Regions from separate parts of the Homo sapiens genome. Here region 2 is linked to region 1. Evidence: read pairs that join two places in POLR2A ChIA-PET (ENCODE). Cell type or tissue: Caco-2. All regions are shown on one strand. Links, peaks and the distances in the headings refer to the core of each region. The heading gives the core; the rest is flanking DNA.

What was found. ChIA-PET counts read pairs that join two places held together with the same protein. Peaks named below come from ENCODE experiments on the same cell type or tissue, not always from the same donor. Only the 100,000 strongest peaks of a DNase experiment are listed, where the experiment ranks them.
Region 2: POLR2A ChIA-PET joins it to region 1 with 18 read pairs; 2 of 35 experiments call an interaction of 5 or more read pairs at or near these places.

Annotation. Positions count from the first base shown.
Region 1 is chr10:37,829,218-37,839,527 of GRCh38, forward strand. It overlaps ZNF248 (zinc finger protein 248), which reads right to left. Exons shown (of 6, transcript NM_021045.3): 4 at 8,768-8,894; 5 at 8,400-8,495; 6 at 1-3,899. The coding sequence ends at 2,398. Among named protein-coding and RNA genes, the nearest start is that of ZNF248, 23 kb to the right of the region's middle. In Caco-2, for the core only: no CTCF peak of the experiment used is centred there; no DNase peak of the experiment used is centred there.
Region 2 is chr10:38,006,284-38,016,593 of GRCh38, forward strand. ZNF33A (zinc finger protein 33A) reads left to right here and starts at 4,392. Exons shown (of 5, transcript NM_006954.2): 1 at 4,392-4,500; 2 at 6,015-6,067. The coding sequence starts at 6,059. RefSeq lists an enhancer at 4,915-5,094. In Caco-2, for the core only: no CTCF peak of the experiment used is centred there; DNase peaks (open chromatin) are centred at 4,308 and 4,748; H3K4me3 peaks cover 2,250 bases.

The DNA.
Region 1 (10,310 bases), core at 1,043-9,042:
CAGTTCTTACTGGGCTCTGGTAACACTGTTTCCCTCCTTGCCCTTCAAGGCTCAGAATGGCAATGGCTTCCTGCTGATACAAGTCTCTGGGTGTTTCACTGTCCCTTGTTTCTGGCCCACACCACTGTAATCAGTCTGCCATTAAAATATTTTTAGTTGGAGAATTCTGTTTTCCACCAGAAAGAACCATGGCTGATACAAACAGCCATCCCTATATTAACTTGTGAAAAGAAATAATTCTTCCCCCTAATTACCATATAGAACATTAACACTTAGAAAAATATTCCTCTGTGTCAGCTGGAATGCCTTCAGCTCTAAGTATCAGACAGCCCTAAGACCAAATAAAAAACAGTTATTGAGGGTTATAAAAAGTCCCAGTAGAGAACAGGTATAGAGAGCAGAGTAGCTCGGCAACGTCACCTCTGAGCTGGCTTTTCCCACCTTGTGCACTGTTATCTTCAGGCTACTGCCCTTCAGAGATAAAAACGATAAGCCAATACCATGTTACAGACATGAAAAAGCCCAGCAGAGTCTCTTCTCATGTCATGACAATGTTGTATCAAGGAGATCTTTCCCAGAAGTACTACACAATACTTCCCAAACATCTCATTGCTCCCAAGTTCACCCCAACAGAATCATTAAAATGGAACTTCCATGATTAGCTTTGACTAATCTGGACTTACCACCTAAGTCATCTGGGAGAAGGATGCACAAAAATATAAAATTTAGCTCAGCAAGGATGAAGTAGGGAATGGCCATCATGTGGGCAGTGTCTCTTAGAACTGCTGACCAATGTGTTCCAAGGGGGCAAAAGAAACAACAGGACAAGGGAGGCAGAGATACTCTAAAATACTAATACGCAGAACTAGTGTTACATAGACCGTGCCCAAACAGATACACAATGAAAAATCAAGGATATCAAAAGGGCCTTTCATTACATACCGCCACTTTTTGAGGAGTGCAGTGTTACTGCTTGTTAACCTTTGCATAATTTATGTAAAAACCATTCTTATTAACAACATTTACATTACAGAATGACCCAGAGGTAGCTGAAAAACCTCAGAAAAGTACTGTTTAACTTCTTTACTGAAGTGATAGTTCAATAATGGCCATATTCATGCATATATGCCAGGAAACAGTCAGAGGAAAGGTACGTGATATAGTTCTTTGTGAAATAATATTTCACTAAAAACATATACTGGCCAACCTACAAAGAGACTCCGGTAGTATTTAGAGTAGGACAGATTCAGAGGTAGTTAAAAACCTCACGGAAATATTTTTGGCTTCTTTCTTGAAGACGTGGTTCAGCTGTAAATGGCCATAGCCATTTATTTATGTCAGGAAATAGAAGGGGTATGTGGTTTGTATTGCCAAATACGTTTTCATATATACACAGTGATGTGCTGTAAATATTTGACAGCAGGTTCTCTGAGAAAATTAAAACCCTGATTTATAGTTTGTCAATTTCCATGGTGTAAACACTCCCACTAAGTCCAAGCTACCAAGACAGCACTGAATGTGGAGCTGGGAAGAGACAGATGTGCAGTGCACACTATTATACAGTATTTTCATCATACAGATTAAATAAGTAAAACAGCAAAGGTAATAGTGAAATGTAGCAAAATAATTAGGAAGTGATGAGTGCTGAGTATTTATTACCTTTGTTTTTAACTGTAAGTTTACATATTTTAAATAATGACTGCTTTTAATAACTGGCTCACAAAATTCCTTAAAATTTAACAATCAGAACTTTTAAGTCAGTATGAGGTTATACTAGCACATCACTATATTTAAGTATGTGTGTAGAAATATATTTACATATACACACAAACATATGTACATACACATATATAATTATGTCAACCTATAAAGACACCAATGGTATTTAGTGTAGAAAATATTAACAAATACCATAGTAGTTACTCAATTAAGGGTACGTATCTTCTCCTTATGATCATGTTGAGTTCCAATATACAAATCAAGCATACTCAAATTTATATATTTGCATACTCACATAAGGTCTACAAACATCGGGGACTCTTCACATATATGTTTAATGCTGCTGTCATTCAACTTTTATAAGCTTCAGATTCCACTGTGAATATGGGTATAAATAAATATTGTCCATTATATTTGCAACAAAATTTTGGTATCACGTCTGGAATATAACACTAAACAACATAAATTCCAGATAAATATTTTCACCATATTACTTAGATGAATAGAATTCCCCTCAGTACAAATTTTCTAATGAAAAGTTTTAATTTTTCTTGAAAGCTTTTACATATTCAAACAAGAAGTCATTTTCTACAAATTTCTGACATTCTTTGGCTTTCTCTGATCTCCTTTTTTGAAACTGTATAACCAATTTCACAAGTGTATGAAGGCTTCTAACATTCAGGATGTTGAAAGAGCTTTCACCCTTGTGTGAATTCTCTGATGTTTGGTGAGCACTGACCTCTGACTAAAGGTCTTCCCACATGCATTACACTCATACGGCTTCTCCCCTGTGTGAGTCCTCTGATGTTTAGTGAGAGCTGATTTTTCACAGAAGGTTTTCCCACATTCATTACACTTATATGGTTTCTCCCCAGTGTGAGTTCTTTGATGTACAATGAGGTTTGACTTCACACAGAAGGATTTTCCACATTCATTACATATAAACGGTTTCTCCCCTGTGTGTGTTCTCTGATGCACAGTGAGGGCTGATCTGTGGCAGAAGGATTTCCCACATGCATTACATTCATAGGGCTTCTCCCCTGTGTGTGTTCTCTGATGTTCAGTGAGGTTTGACTTCACACAGAATGTTTTTCCACATTGCTTACATTCATAGGGTTTTTCTCCTGTATGTGTTCGCTGATGGTTGGTCAGGTGTGGTTTCTGGCAAAAGGCTTTCCCACATTCAGTACATTCATAGGGCTTCTCTCCTGTGTGTGTTCTCTGATGTTGAGTGAGGTTTGACTTCTCCCAGAAGGTTTTCCCACATTCACCACATTCAAAGGTTTTTTCTCCTGTGTGAGCTCTCCGAAGCTGGGTAAGATGTGACTTCTTGCTGAAATTACTCCCATTTTCATTGTAATCATAAGACTTTCCCCCCATGTGTACTATTTGATGTTTTAAGAGAGCTGACTTTTCCCAGGTTTTGTCACTCACTTTATATTCACGGAGAATCTTTCTTGTGTAAGCTCCCTGATGGATAATGAAAGCTGAATTGTCACAGAAGATTTCCCCATATTCATTATATTCATAAGGATTGTCCTTTGTAAGAGCTCTCTGATGTCCAAACCTTAAATTCATGCAGAAGGACTTCCCGCAAATACTGCATCCATACGGCTCCATTTCCAAATGAGGTCTTTGAGATATATTCAGCTTTAAACTTTCAATGAAGGTTCTTCCACATTCGTTATATTTACAGACTGTCTCTCCTATCTGAGATCTCTTATTTGTAAAAAATGCTGCCTCATCATGGAAGCCTTGTCCATTTTTACTATACTCAAAAGATTGGCCAAAACTTGGCTGACTGAGATCCTGGTGATAATTAATGGCATTCCTTTTTTGATCATATTTATAAGACTTCTCTCCAATAGGGATTTTCTCATGCCTAATATCAAGGAGCAATTTCTCACATACATTAAACTCATCAGGCTTCTTTCTGGAACAGTTCTTTTTACTAATAATTAAGCCCGAAATATTTTTCAAATTCATTTCACATGAGTCACATATTTTATAGGGATAATTTCTTAAAGAAACAGGGTCTGTGCCCAAATTGAAAGTTTTGCTTCCTCTATCTCCATTTTCTACACTTACTGTTTTGTTGTTGTGGAATAGAAGCTCCCAAAAATGGTCATCTTCATTTTCCTGGCTGCTCTCTAACACGTCATCAACTTTCCATTTCCTTTCTAGAAATGAGAAAAATAACCACATCTTATGAACCTTAATACATTTCTGATGGAATCAGACTTTTACACAAATGCACTATCATACAGTCAATTCTTTTGTTTTAAATTCAGTTTCCTGGTGTGAACTGAGTTCAAGTGTACATTTTCTTTACCCTCCAAGGTTTAGGTGGAAAACATAAAACATGCTTCAGTGGAAACAGGGAGAAGAAATTGGCAATGATATTTAACACTTTATAAATATAACCTTCAAAACTGAAAAGAAAAGGTGAAATAAAATTCACAGCACAGGGAACCAGAGTGGCTGATTCAGAAATAGAAAAACTCGGAGAAAATGGGGTGAACCCAACAGAGACAATGAACACTGAATAAAGTGATGGTGAAGATTAGCAGACAAGGGGTTTCAGAGGATGCATTAGGTTTGGTGGAGACAAAACAGAGCTTGGTCCTAATCCCCTCACACACAGTTTACTGGGGTAGAATTCCCACCAGAGTACATGCTTCTTTCTATCTTTGAATCAGCAAGAAAATTAACATTCTGAAAACATCAACTTCCTTGGATTCAAAAGAACAGTCCTATATAGCCCAAGAGCCAGTGTTTTCTTTAAGTTTTATTGAGAAGAAATAGTTTTTTTTAATGCTGTAGGAAAAGCATACTAGGGAAGGTGAAATAAACTCAAGACATGATAAACAGGAGATGGAGATATTCTGAGAGCTGTTCTTTCAAAGAGCAGGAAATGCACAGAGAATGAGTTCAAGGGAGTTGTTTTTTTAAAAAGGAAATAGAGTGAGTGGTAGTGAGAAACATAAGAATTAGGTTTGGCAGAGGTAAAGCATGGTTTACACCCTCATCTTCTCAACATCATGCAAATCTATTGAAAATATTTCTGTGCAGTTTGGCTAGAGATTAGACTCTCAGAAATTGCTCATCCCTAATAACATACCTTCCACTCAACTAGAAACATTTTATCCTTATCTCTCCTTAGATCCTGGATATCCCTCAGTGAACTGCTACTTTAACTTAAAAACAAAAACTAATAATAGTAATAATAATAAAATAATGATAGCAAAAATCTCTATAACATCTCTACCATTTTAAGGCTCCACTTGCTCCATCTTTTAGAAGTTACTGTTTATATAATTCATTGTAACATAAAATAAATCCCTTGCTCAATGCTATCGCCCCTATTGTGACCAGAGTCCAGAACTTGGCAGGTGTTACTATAATGTAACTGTACATTATTCTTATAAAGCAACGTGCACTGAATTATTTCCAACCTGCACCTGATCAGCTATAATACACGAAGACAAAATATGGGAATATGTATTTAGGAAGAGTATCATAGAATACTTTCAGAATGTATGAAAATGAATGATCTCTCCTAAATCTGGCTACACAGATAATCAACAAAGTAATTATCAAAATACCCAAATTAGTAAGAGAGGCCCTTCTCTTTTGGAGAACAAAAATCTCAATGCAAAAAGAAACCCTAAGCAACCCTAAGCCATATGAACAGGTCTAAGTTTTTGGCATACAGCCACTGGTGAGTTAATGTCATAAAATCTGGGCTATTTAAGTTTCAGCAAAAAATCAAGTTCTAACTTAAAACAAGTGAAATAATAAGCCATTACTATTCAATTTCTAAACACTTTACAAACACAGTATGAATTACCTGAAAAAAGGCAAGGCAAACAAGAACGGAAGTTTTCCAGTAAATGAGAAAACATTTGCAAATAAAATTTAAGATATAGAATAGGACGGGATTTGACATAAATTTTAGGGAGCAGAAACAAAGAAATTTAAGACAGGTAGCAAGGGCTACACTATTATAGTCATTGAAAGGGAAATTTACTGAGCAGCTCCCTTGCTGCAATCTATTGAAAGTCAGCCCTTGACACAAAGGTTTAAAACTAAAAAAAGAAAAGAAAAGAAAGGGAAATTTAATTTATTAATAAGCAGCAACTTTAGGTTAGTTTGTTAAGCTAAAGGAAGATAAATTGAATAATTTAGGCTAAAAAAAAAGAGAAAAGAACCAACTAGGAATTAGAAATTAGACAACTAACAATTAGACTGAGTCAGGAATGAGAACACATAGTTTTGCTTTTGAGTTATATCAGTGAAAAGTGAGAATATAAAGGTATGTAGAAGATAGCTTTAAATGAAAAATAACAATAGGAACAAAGAGACTGGTGGGAAATATTAACAGGTTTATTAGTACGGTGATGCCATGGTTGCCATTCAAGATAGCAGTAACATGGAAGAATGTACCTCATTTGACTACAGGAAACCAGGCTCTCTGGTTTTTGTGTAGCTCAGATTGTTATTCCTCAATATCCTCTAAGGGATGAATTTAATACTTACTAAAAGCATTATTGTCCCAAGACTACTCTCACCTACATACAATCACACTCTAGAAAAGGGGTTGGCATATAACTGCACGGCAATGGCCCTTGAGCTAAGTATGTTTTTTAAGTTTTTGAAGGGAAAAAGCTGGATGAGGCAGTACAGAAGAGGGAAGAGGAAAAGAGAGGAGAGAGAAAGAGCAAGAGGAGAACGAGAAGGAATAAGGAAAAGAAAGAAGATGAGGAGGAGCAGCTGCAACCACGACCATATGTGGCCTGCCAAGCCTCAAACATTTACTATCTGGTCATTTACAAAAAAAGTCTGTTGACTTCTGCTCTTGAAGATCTCATTCTGCCTCATTCCTTTAACATCATCTTAAGTTGATGCCTTTCAAATGGATACTTCTAGTTCTGACCTCAACCATGTACTTACACATATCCAATCTCTTAGTCAAAAACAGACTCGATTATAAGAGTTATCTCCAACTTCTGGTGTTCAAAATTAAATCTGTGATAACTCCCTTATATGTCTCCTCTCTAATTTTTCTCTGTCTCAGTAAATGATAACCTAATCTATCTAGCTGCTTGAGACAAATTATTGGGATCACACTTGATTCTCCCTTCTCTCATACCCAATCTGAAAGCAAATGTTCTTGGCTCCATCTTCAAAATATTTGTACAAACCTACCACTTCTCAGTACCTCTGGCACTTCCAACAGTCTCAGCCACTATCCTCTCTCCTCTGAAGCACATAATGGTACCCTATCCCTACTCATACCACCCACAACCACCCACCACAGTATATACACTGCATAGATGTCAGAGAGATCCTTTTAAACTGTAAATCAAATCTGATGACTTAAGCTGATTTACATTTACTCAAAACAGTTTCTCATAGCACCAAAAGTAAAATTTATGTATCTACCATAGCTCATGTTTCTTCTCCTGACATTATCTCCTACCAGTCTCCACCATGCCCGCTAGCTTCCAACCACAGTGATTTCCCTGACACTGTTCAAACATTCTAAGAACACACCTGTCTAAGAGGTTTGGTACCTGATGTTCTCTCTGCCTGGACTACACTGAATCCACATAGCTCACACTTTCATATTAAAGCCTCATCTCTAATGTGGGAACTCCTCAAAAAGGTTTTCTCTAACCTACTGCCAAACAGACTATACCGTCATTCTTCGTCCTCCTTTCCTGTGTGAATTCTCTTCACAGCACTTACCATGACCCAACACAGTGTGTGTGTACCTATATACACACACATATGCACATGGGTGTGTACATATATACAAACACACAGACATGTACACACACACACACACACACACACACACACACACGCATTTTTTTGTCCTTTATTTTAATACACACACTAAGATACCAGGGACATTATTCTGTTAATTACCTAAAACATAACAGACATAGTGAGTGCTCATCATATGTTGTTAAATGAATATATAGAAGGATTGCATGAATACCTGTCAGCTAACAAAAGGTGTCTAAGACAACGGAAGGAAGGCAAACAATTTTAAAAGATAAAGACAAACTAACCAAGAAAACATATCTAAAATGAAGCCAACTGGTTTGGATTATAGGTATAAGTAAAATACTTTAAAATGTAAAAAAAAAAAAAAGTGTTTGTTTTTTTTTGTTTGTTTGTTTGTTTTGAGACTGAGTCTCACTCTGTCACCAGGCTGGAGTACAGTGGCACAATCTCGGCTCACTGCAACCTCCACCTCCCAGGTTCACATGGTTCTCCTGTCTCAGCCTCCCAAGCAGCTGGGACTACAGGCAGCTACCACCACATCCAGCTAATTTTTCATATTTTTAGTAGAGACGGGGTTTCACCATGTTGGCCAGAACAGTCTCGATCTCTTGACCTCGTCATCCGCCTGCCTCAGCCTCCCAAAGTGCTGGGATTACAGGCGTGAGCCACCGCACCCAGCCAAGAAAAGCATTTATGAGTGAGAATAACATATGGAGGAGTGATTAAGGTAACAGGGATGTGGGCCAATTGTTTTTGATCATTTCCAAAGGTCTGGGGCTAAAAAGAGACATTTGTGAAAAATATTCCAAAGGTGACAAATCCTAAACCAATTACCTAAGTTCTAATTTCCTCTGGCTTTCATCTGCCAGAAATCACTAACTCACCTGGGTGGCACTGGCTTGGGAATCCTTTTTCTAATATCCAGGGCTCTTCTCCTTGCTCGATCTTAAAGATCACTTCTGGTTTAGTAATGCAATACCCTGTTAAGAGAAAATACCACAGGACTAGAGCTAAATAGCTTGGTTTCAGGGGCTCTGAATACATCATGGGGAAGAAAGGCACAGCTTCACCAGCTACTCAAAGAATGTGCACAAATGAACCAATCTCTGACAAGGCAAGAGCACCTTTATGGTGGCCAAATGGGATCAGTCATCTCAGAGCCTTCAATCTCAAGCTTTACATCAGAAAACTACAGGGCATCAACTAGTAAATGCATGCTATTGATAGCCATGTGCGGAAAAAAACTCCTTACCTACTGAGACAAGATTGCTATAATTTTCCAGGATCACATCTCTGTATAGAATCTTCTGAGCAGGGTCCAGCAGATACCACTCTTCCTGAGTGAAGTCCACACATACATCCTTGAATGACACTTGTTCCTGTAATAGTATACTCTTTTTACATGAAATGGTCAGAACTAGATGATACAGAAAAGATTTAAGAGAACTAATCTCTTTAGAGTTTACTAAAAAATGACAGGTTACCTCCCTCTGTGCTGCTATACTATACAGAATACAAAATATCTTGTATAAATTGAGTTTCTACTAAGGGTCTGGAATTGTGCTAGCTGCTGCAAATCCTACTGGTGAAAACAGACAAACATGGTCCCTGTTCCTAGAGTGCTTATGACCTGAAAAGGAGATACACAGAATAACATTTATTAAGTTGCAAACTGCAGGAACTAGCAGTGTGTACCAAGGAGATTGAAGTTACAGAGGAAATATTAGTTGTTTCATATTACCTTTTACATTATCAAGTTAACTGTCATCAAGGAAGTAAAACTTTGTTATTAAAATAATGGGATTGAAATGAATATGACCAAGCTCAGCACATATTGATTCAAGTGACTGCCCCGCAGTCTACATGCCCATCAGAGAAAAGGATGAATCCTCTCCGCTCAATGAGATCATCTTCTGGAGCTTCCACCAATGTTTCCAATGTTTCTTTTTTAAATACAATATTTGGTATCTAGTAAAAAAATTCATGGTATGTGAAGAGATAGGGACAATGAAAAAAAAGAAAAAAAAAGCAAACTCACAGGTGACCGTGATAGTAGAATTAACAAACAAGAACTTCAAAATGAATTATAATTAATATGTTCAACAAAACAGAAGAAAATATTAACAAAATAAATGAGAAAATGAGGGAAGTTCAACACATACATGGTATGTGTGCTATACAGAAAAAGGTTAATACAGCAAGCCTGAGACTACTAACCTTTGAAAGGTCTGCTACAAAAGATCACCGTTGATGGGCATTTGGGAACTTGGATTTCAGAAAGGTTCTGACCTTAACCTTCTCTGATAAGAACGGCTCACTAAGCCTGAGCTATAACCATAAGTAATATGGTTTATACTCAGTATGTGCATTGCTCCTGGGAGTCTAGAATTTTGGTACATGATAGGCAGGAAGTACCTGTGACTAGCCTCTAATAAAAATTCTGGACACCAAATGTCTAGTGAGTTTCCTTGGTACACATTTTACGTGCGTTGTCACATGTCATTGCTAGAGGAGTTAAGTGTGTTCTGTGAGACTCCATTGGGAGAAACCTCTAGGAATTTCGCTGATTTTGCTTTGTATCCTTTCACTACAATAAATCATAGCCATAAGTATGACTATGGGTCTACAAGAAACAATACATCAGTAACAACTGACACACCTAGCACCCTAATTTTTGTTTCTAACGCCATGCTCCAATATATGCTGAGTCATCCTAGGACATCATTAATAACCTGGGGGTGGTCTCAAGACACCTCTTATACATGTATACACAAACACACACACACACACACACA
Region 2 (10,310 bases), core at 1,533-9,532, 180 kb after region 1:
TCGTTAGAATGTCTATTATAAAAAATATAAAAAATAAGTGCTGGTAAGGATGCACAGAAAAGGGAACTCTTAGACACTATTGGTGGGAATGTAAATTAGTACAACCATTATAGAAAACAATGTGGAGGTTTCTCAAAAAATGAAATAGAACTACCATACAATCCAACAATCACACTGCTTGGGCACATATGCAAAGGAAGGGAAATCCATATTTCTAAGGGATACCTGCACTCCTGTGTTTATAGCAGCACTATTCACAATAGCCAAGATATAATATCAACCTAAATGTTCACCAACAGATGAACGGAAAAAGAAAATATGGTATATAAACACAGTGGAATATTATTATGCTATAAAAATGAAATCCTGTCATTTGCAACAACATGGATGGGCCTGGATGTCATTAAGTGAAATAAGTCAGACACAGAAAGATAATTACTGCACATTTTCACTTATATTTGGGAGCTAAAAAAATTGGGGCTCATAGAAGTAGTGAGTAGAATTATGGGCATTAGAGAGTGAGGGGATAGTGGGGAGGGAAGGATGGGGAAAGTTTGGTACATGAACACAAAATTACAGCTAGATAGAAGAAATGAGCTCTGGTGTTCCACAGCCCTGTAGAGTAAATATGATTGACTGTAATATCAGTCTATATCCCCTAAATATTCACAATTATTAGGTGTCAACTAAATATAAAAGGGAAAAAGGTACAAAAACAGAAAAAATGAGAGGCAAAAAATCAGACAGAGTTAATCAAATTCACAATAAAAATGAATAGCCGTGGCCAGGTGTGGTGGCTCATGCCTGTAATCCCAGCACTTTGGGAAGCAGAGGCTGGTGGGTCACCTGAGGTCGGGAGTTCAAGACCAGCCTGAACAACATGGAGAAACCCCATCTCTAGTAAAAATACAAAAAATTAGCCGGGCATGGTAGCGCATGCCTGTAATCCCAGCTACTCAGGAGGTGGAGGCAGGAGACTCACTTGAACCCGGGAGGTGGAGGTTGCAGTGAGCCAAGATCATGCCATTGCACTCCAGCCTGGGCAACAAGAGTGAAACTCTGTCTCAAAAAAAAAAAAAAAAAAAAAAAGAATAGCTGTGATGGTAAACTTGACTTGGTCACAGGGTGTCCAGATTAAACATTACTTATGGGTGCATCTGTGAGGGTGTTTACAGATTAGATTAGCATTTGAATCAGTGGACTCAGTAAAGCAGATTGCCCTCCTTATGTGTATGGACATGATTCAATCCACTGAGGGTCTGGATAGAACACAAGGCAGAGGAAGGAGGAATTCACCCATATTTTCTGCCTCATTGTTGAGTTGGGACATTTCATCTCATCCTCTCCTGTCCTTAGACTGGGATTTACACCATTGGCTTCCCTGGTTCTCAGGCCTCTGGACTCATACCAGAATTACACCACCAGCATTCCTGGATCTCTAGCTTGCAAATGACAGACTGTGGGACTTCTTAGCCTCCATAATCATGTGAACCAATTTCTCACCACCAATGTCTCTTTCTGCCTTACTCCCTCCTATTGGTTCTGTTTCTCTTGAGAATCATGACTAATACACTGGGAATAAACATTTCCCCAAGCCCATACCATAGGTGTATATTAGTGTTTTTTTCAATCTTTTCAAATCTTAAATTTAAAAATATTTTATTTATTTATAATTTCCCCCAGTTGGAAACAACTAGCATATCCCTGGACTGGGGAATGGATAAGGAAACTGGTAAATCCGTACCAAGAAATAGGAGTCAGCAATGTCAGAGATGATAAATTCTTCTTCAAAAAGCTTAAGTTCCCTGTTCTTTGTTGCTTAAGACCAACTTCCTTGTACTTCCTTGTCTCCTAGCTACCTGTTCTGTAAACAACCTTCCTGCCTTTGCTGTGCACAGACAAGTCCAGATATGACTTCCCACCTTTGCCGTGCCCAGACAAGTCCAGATATGCCTTCCCACCTAGTAATGGACAGTCCTCCTTCCTTCCCGCCTAATAGACCCTATTCAATTTTAAACCTTAGCCAATAGAGTTAGCTTAGACTGTGAGGTCCAACCCCAGCCAATGGGGAAGGGACACAGAAGTGCTAGGAACTGTATCAGGGATAAAATCCCCTGCCCTACCCCTCTCAGTGTACTCTTGTGATCGTGACTGGCACAAGCTGCACCCTTCTGCAGAAGTAAATTTGCCTTGCTGAGGAATTTTCTGCCTACGCGCTGGTTTTCTCTGTGGCACCGGGCACTTGTTTCTAACAGCAGGAAAAGCAAACAGAGGTATTGGTACACAAAACAACACAGAAGGATCTCAATTGCATTGTGTTAAGAGATACCAGATTCAACAACTACATACTGTGTGATTCCATTTATATAATATCCTAAAAAAGGCAAACATATAGGCCCAAAGAATAGATAGCGGTTGCAAGAGGCTAAGAGTGGTGAGAGAATCTGACTTTAAAAAGGTAGCATGGAGGAATTTTATTGACAGAGATGAAACAATTTTGTGTCTTGCTTGTAGTGGTGGTTACACAAATCTATGCATTGTCAAAACTCATAAAATTATGCATCAAATAAAGAACTTTTCAGTATATAAAGCATAAATTAAAAAATGTAAATTTCAATAAATGTTTCACGTATTTTTACTCAAATATTTGCATTTCTTTCTTTTTTTTTTTTTTTGAGACGCAGTGTCGCTCTGTCACCAGGTTGGAGTGCAGTAGCGCAATCTTGGCTCACTGCAACCTCCCCATCCTGGGTTCAAACGATTCTCCTGCCTCAGCCTCCTGAGTAGCTGAGACTACAGGTGTGCACCACAACGCCCCACCTAATTTTTGTATTTTTAGTACAGAAGGGGTTTCACCATGTTGGGCAGGATAGTCTCGATCTCTTGACCTCATGATCTACCCGCCTCAGCCTCCCAAAATGCTGGGATTACAGGCGTGAGCCACCACGCCTGGCCATATTTGCATTACTTTCAATTCTCATAATGGACTTAAAAAGTTTTGCTGGAATGGAGTTGCTTATTTTTCTCTATTATAAAATGTGACTGATATTAAATTTATAGTTTCTGTCTTTGGCATCACATCCCTTGTTGTTTTTTTTGAGACAAGGTCTCACTTTGTCACCCATGCTGGAGTGCAGTGGTGCCATGATGGCTTACTGCAGCCCGGGGCTCAAGTGATCCTCCAACCTCAGCCTCCTGAGTAGCTGGGATCACAGGTGCCTGCCTACATGCCAGGCTAATTGTTATTTTTAGTTTTTTGTAGAGATGGGGGTCCCACTATAGTGCCCAGGCTGGTCTTGAACTCCAAGGATCAAGTGGTCCTCCTGCCTCCGCCTCCCAAAGTGCTGGGGTTACAGGTGTGGGCCACTGTGCCTGGTCCACTTGTCAATTTTCAAAAATTTTTACTCTTTTAGTGGTTTAAATGTTTAAGTATTGTATACATGTGAGATTTTATCATGTGTGATCTATGTATATCTCTACATTCCAAATTGCTCGGAATGACATGCTCTTTGGAATACTCCATTCTTTCCCTCACTGTTTTGAAATGCTGTATCTACTACACATTAAAGAATACTCTTAAGCTGTCTTATTTCCATGGAGCAGGTGCCAAACTACTTTGAATAGAGCAATATTATATAGATAGATGTAGATAGATACAGATATTCCTTAGGCATTTTTTTCCTGCTTTTTAAAATGTATACTGGCTGTTCATTTGGGTTTTTACTTATTCTAGATAAAGTTGAGAATGCTTTTGTGAAGTACAGAATACACTAAAGATCAAAGAGAAAAAATACATAACAAAAATTTGTTGATATTCTTTTAGGAATTTTGTCTTCCTAAGAAAGGTACAGATAGACTAAAAGTATTTCCATTTAGTCAAGCAATTTTAATGTCACAGAGGAAATCATACGTGACATTTATTTTCTTCTTTCAGATTATGTCTAGTTCCTTACTGAGCTACAATTTCCGTTTATTGCTTTAACCATTTTGATGAAGTAGCTTTCCGGCCGCACCTTCCCCTTTTTTCCCCCGCTCCCAAAGAACCGCTGATAGCATGAAAGTCTTTTAAACTGTATGGACGAGATCTATTTCCTAACATTTAAACGGAAAATGACACGCAGCGGTCCTTTCCTTGAGCGTCTGCGTCTAAACTGCCCACAGACCTCCCCCGCAGTATATCCCTTTGGAGTGCCCCGGGGAAAGCCAGGGCTGCAGGCAGTTCCAGCACCAACTCAGACCGCATCTGCCCACTGCCTAGCGGGGCACTTCTCTACCAATCCGAAGGGCTGCTCGCCCGGCCTCACGGGAAAGGTAGTTTCCAGGTAGGGCGCCAACAGCATCAAGCTGTGCGCGTGGGCTCTGCGCATGCCTCGTCCGCCGGCTACGTCTGCGTTTCCGCCTTTCCTTTTGTTTTTCTCAGGTTTTGCGTGGGAGGCGGTCCCGGGATTTCAAGGGTCTACGCGCTTTTCTATGGCGAATGCAACCCGACGAGGGAGTGGGGTAAGCCCCAGTGGGTTGGGCAGGGAGAGAGAGGGAGCCCCGCGCGACTCCTGGGGCGGGCGGCAGGGGGCCGGTACCAAGTGGTGGGGAGGAGGCCCGGGGACCTCATAGGGGAAGGCGGGGACGGCGGGGCTGCAGCGTGTGGGCCACGACGCTAGGCCGGTTCCTCAAAGGCGCGGCCTCTGTACGGAGCAGGGTACGCAGCGTGTGTCGCCCCATTTGTGGGGGCCGCGGAGGAGGGCATGTGCGCTTGCGCAGTCCGCGCGCTGAGCCTTGCGGGAGGGGCAGTTCTCTTGTCTAGCCTGTGCGCGTGTGCTAGGGCGCCGCGGTACGTGGGCGGGGAAAGGCGGGTGCAGTCGCCCGCCAGACCGGCAGACTCGGTTGCACGTATTGCATTCATCCTCTTTAGGTTCCGAACTGACCTCCAGTCAGGTCCATCACTGCATCTTGGTATTTGCTGTTCCTCTGTCCTGACTTGATCTTGCACTCAGGAAAGATCTTCAAGAATTACCTAATTTTGGCCTGGCGCGGTGGCTCTCGCCTGTAATCCCAGCACTTTGGGAGGCCGAGGCGGGTGGATCACCTGAGGTCAGAAATTCGAGACCAGCCTGACCAACATGGTGAAACCCCGTCTCTACTAAAAATACGAAAAGTAGCCGGGCGTGGTGGCGCATGCCTGTAATCCCAGCTACTGAGGCGGAAAATTGCTTGAACCCGGGAGGCGGAGGTTACAGGTAGCCAAGATCGCACTATTGCACTCCAGACTGGGCAACAAGAGCGAAACTCCGTCTCAAAAAAAAACAAAAACAAAGAATTACCTAATTTTGCCTCATTTGTTAGAAGAAAAAGATTTTTTTTGTTTTTTTGTTTGTTAAGGTCACTGACTTGTTCAGGATCACAGTTAGTAGGGAAGACTAAGTCACATCTCCTGACCCCTAAGCCAGTACTGTCTACTTTTCCACACACATCAAAGCAAGTTTAAAATATCCCTTTGAGAAATAGCAACAAAGTTAGATGAAGAAATTAAAACTGATTTTTTCTTTGAAGCACTGCCGCTTATGGCTTTCTGTGGAGTCACTCACCAGAGGTTAAGTAACATTACTGGGAAAATAGATAGCTTAGTCCTATTTTTTACAATGGTTTTAGTGTTAATGTTCCTTCATTAAATATATTGTTAACTTGTTTGGCCAATATTGTCATTATACTTTTTTTTGTGAACACCGAGGGAGATTGAAATCCTTAGGAAGCAAATATTTACTTTCACCCGGTAAAAAATCTTGTGCCCAAGAGCTACATAATTATGTTGGAGTTATTCTTTCACCATTTCTACCGCCTATTCCGAAGTGTTCTTCCACCATTTCTACCCCCTATTCCAAAGTGTCAGAGGACATTGATACTCTCCCAGAGGAAGCATTTTACCTAGTGGGTGTGTATGGCTTCTTAGGGCGGAAGAATCCAGGAGTTGCCAGGCAGGCCAAATCTTTCATGACCCCATTCCTCTTTTTCTAACTCAGCTGTATCTTCAGAGTTGTCTCCGTCTTTCCAAGAACAGAACAAAATGAACAAGGTAAGTTGTTTATTAATTCCCTACTTTATTTTGCAGTGGACTTTGTGAGATTTGTAAGAGTCGATATGGTGTTTGTTTTTTTTTTTTTTTTTTTTTTGTGAGACGGAGTCTCACTCTGTCACCCAGGCTGGAGTACAATGTCCCCATCTCGGTTCACTGCAACCTCTGCCTCCCGGGTTCAAGCAATTCTCCTGCCTCAGCCCCCCGAGTAGCTGGGACTGCAGGCGCATGCTGCCACGCCTGGCTAATTTTTTGCGTTTTAATAGAGACAGGGTTTCACCGTGTTGCCTAGGCTGGTCGCAAACTCCTGAGCTCAGTCAATCCGCCCGCCTTGGTCTCCCAAAGTGCTGGGATTACAAGCGTGAGGCACCGTGTCTGGCCAAGAGTCAATATGTTAAGATGAGAAGTTAGTAATAGATAAAAATTGAACTTCCCAGAAAATATAAAGTAACAGATCAATAGCAGGGCCAAGTTAGAGTCAATAAGTTGAGCTTCGTATGTTTCTTACGTTTCCAACAACCATGGCAGAAAGGAAGACACTGGATACAGACAGACTGACTCCTCTGAAGGCACAAAGACTTCCTGGCAGATACCTTTTTTGGTCATAACATAGGGACCCATAGTGAATAAGCTTCCAGTGATAACCCTGAAATGAGTGCAGCCTATTGAGTCAAACTGCTTTTTTAATTTTTATTTCACACAGGTTCCAGTTTTCTTTTGGATGTAGTGTTTGATCAGTAAATTAAAATGTATTTTAATTTTAATTTTTTTATTTTTTTGAGACGGAATCTTGCTCTCTTGCCATTCTGGAGTACAGTGGCGCGATCTTGGCTCACTGAAACTTCTGCCTCCCGGGTTCAAGCGATTCTCTTGCCTCAGCCTCCCGAGTAGCTGGGACTACAGGCATGCGCCACCACACCTGGCTAATTTTTGTATTTTTAGTAGAGACGGGGTTTTACCGTGTTGGCCAGGATGGTCTTGATATCTTGACCTCGTGATCTGCTCTCCTCAGCCTCCCAAAGTGCTGGGATTACAGGCGTGAGCCACTGCACCCAGCCGGTAAATTAAAATGTATTTTATTATTATTATTTTTTTTGATACAGAGTCTTGCTCTGTCACCAGGCTGTAGCACAGTGGTGTGATCTTGGCTCACTGCAACCTCCGACTCCCTGGTTCAAGTGATTCTCCTGCCTCGACTCCTTGGTTAAAGTGATTCTCCTGCCTCAACCTCCCGAGTAGCTGGGATTATAGGCACGCACCACCATACCCAGCTAATTTTTGTATTTTTAGTAGAGACGGGGTTTCACCATGTTGGCCAGGCTGGTCTCAGTCTCCTGACCTCGTGATCCCCCACCTTGGCCTCCCAAAGTGCTAGGATTGTGTATTTTAATTTTTAATGAATCTTATTTCTACATGTGTAGCAGATAGATACACAACCCCCTAAATTTTAAATATAGAACTTAATGAATTATTACAAATCCGTGGCACAAATAATGAATACACAGGTCAAAACAAACATTGCCAGCACTCCTGAAGCTGCCGTCTTGTCCCCCTCACAATCCTGACACCTCCCTGCTCATTCATTCATTTACATATAAGCCACAGTATCTGGCTTCAGTGGCAGAGTTGAATAGTTGTGACAGGAACATTTTGGCCTGCAAAGCCCCAAATTTAATGATGTCTGATTTTTTTTTTTTTTTTTTTTTTTTTTTTGGAGAGAGTCTCACTGTCACCCAGGCTAGGGTGCAGTGTGCGATCTTGGCTCACTGCAGCCTCTGCCTTCAGGGCCCAAGGGATTCTCCTGGCTAAGTCTCCCAAGTAGCTGAAATTACAGGCACGCGCCATCACACCTGGCTAATTTTGTATTTTAGTAGAGACAGGGTTTTACTTGGCCAGGCTGGTCTCAAACTCCTGGCCTCAAGTGATCCGCCTGCCTTGGCCTCCCAAAGCACTGGGATTACAGGTGTGAGCCACCGTGCCTGGCCAAATATTTAATGTCTGATTTTTTACAGAAGAAGTTTACCAATCCCTAGATTAGTTTATTACGTTTATTTGTTGCTGGTGTGTACTAGTCTAGATGACTTTTCCTACTTCAAGGTTATGAAGATACTCTTGTTACCTTTTAAAATATTTCTTGTTTTGGCATTCACATTTACATCTCTTTCATTGGAATGAGTGTCTACTTCTGTATGAGGTAGATGTCAGATTCCTTTTTTCATGTGGTTAATGTAGAATTATTTTTGAAAACACCATCCTTTCCCCACTGTTTTACATTGTGATATTTGTCATCAATTATGTGTACATATATGTCTGTGTGTTTTTTGGGCTATGTTCTGTTGGTTGGTTGTGCCAGTACCACACTTGGTGAAACATCTTAGCGTCTAGTAGCTGGTTTAACACATTTTTTCTTCAGCAAGATCCTGGCTCTTCCTAGTTCCTTGCATTTCCATACAAATATTGTTAGTATTAATAAAATAACTTGCTGAGACTTTCTTTGGGGTTGAATTGAACCTATATATAAATTTGGGAAGAATTACTTACCTTTTTTTTTGAGACAGAGTCGCCCAGGCTGGAGTGCAGTGGTACGATCTCAGCTTATGCAACCTCCACCTCCCGGGTTCAAGTGATTCTCCTGCCTCAGCCTCCCGAGGAATTGGAATTACAGGCACCTGCCACCACACCTGGCTAATGTTTTTGTATTTTTAGTAGAGACACGGTTTTGCCATGTTGGCCAGGCTGGTCTTGAACTCCTGACCTCAAGTGAGCCACCTGCCTTGACCTCCCAAAGTACTAGGATTATAGATGTGAGCCACTGTGCCTGGCCTCCAATTCCATTCTTGATTATTTTCTTTCCCCAGTTTTCTGACAACCTTCTGATTTTCTCTTGATGGCTTTGAACACCACTATATTATAAATGTCTTTGTAGTCCTTGTTTCATTCTTGATCTTCATATTATGCTTCATTTTTTTTTGAGTTGGAGTTTTGCTCTTGTTACCCAGGCTGGAGTGTAGTGGTGCTGACCTTGGCTCACTGCAACGTCTGCCTCCCAGGTTAAAGGGATTCTCCTGTCTCAGCCTGGTGTCTCAGCGGGTGTCTCAGCTGGGATTACAGACACCCGCCAACACGCCTGGCTAATTTTTTGTATTTTTAGTAGAGATGGGGTTTCACCATTTTTGTCAGGCTGGTCTCTTAACTCCTGAGCTCAGGTGATCCACCCACCTCAGCCTCCCAAAGTGCTGAGATTACAGGTGTGAGCCACCATGCCAAGCCTATGCTTCAAATTTAATATAATTAGGATGTTTCTTACTAGAATACTGTGTCCAACCTATATAGCCCTAACTTTCCTGGTTTACATTGTGGCCCTAGTATCTGGGCAGCTGTGCATGGAGATAGCCAGAGGAAACATTTTTTTTCTTAATGAATTGGTGACCACATTTTGTTGTTCTTGCCTCCTATTATCCGTGCCCTATTTGCATCCTGGTTTCTTCTACAGTAGTTTATGTAAATGTTGTTTTGTCCTTTGTCGTTCTCAGTAGAATTGGTTCTGTAAACGAAACCTGGTCCTGTAATTTCAGTATATGCTCATATCTCATCTTTGGCTCTCCCATTTTCACAGCAGTGATCCCTAAAAGATGTGCCCTAGAGGATATCCAGAACAATCCAATTGGATGTCTTCTCCGCTGTACTCCACAGAGGTTTCAAATATAATGGTTCCAAAATCTTTCCATTTTCTACACATCCTTATTATTGTCTCTGAATTAAAGGATTAGAACCCAGAATATGTATTGCGATGAAGAAAATGTCAGGCTCTTTTTCTACATTTTTAAATCCAAATGAGAGTTAAATTAGAATTCATAATGAATGTACTGACAATTTATTTCTGTGATTTGTAAATATAAATCTGTAGTTCTCAGTAATATTCTTGAAAATGGTAAATGATCAAATACTTTGGAGACCATTGGTCTAAAATTACTCTATAACCCATTTCCTTGGCTTTTTTTCTCAAGACAGCACCAGGCCATCTCCTGTGCTGTCTGCCATTTTGTTGATGTCTGCAGTGTGTTGGAGGCCCTCACCTTTGCTTGTATCATGGCCCTATGCTTATGAAGAACGTAATAGAGTGTTTTTCATAATTCAACCAACAGCTGTACTTCCTCAGTTAAGCTCAAAACAGAGCCAACTTTGCTCCTAATGTTAGTCTACTGTGTTTGTACTTTCACCTTAGTACTTGTAACATATTACC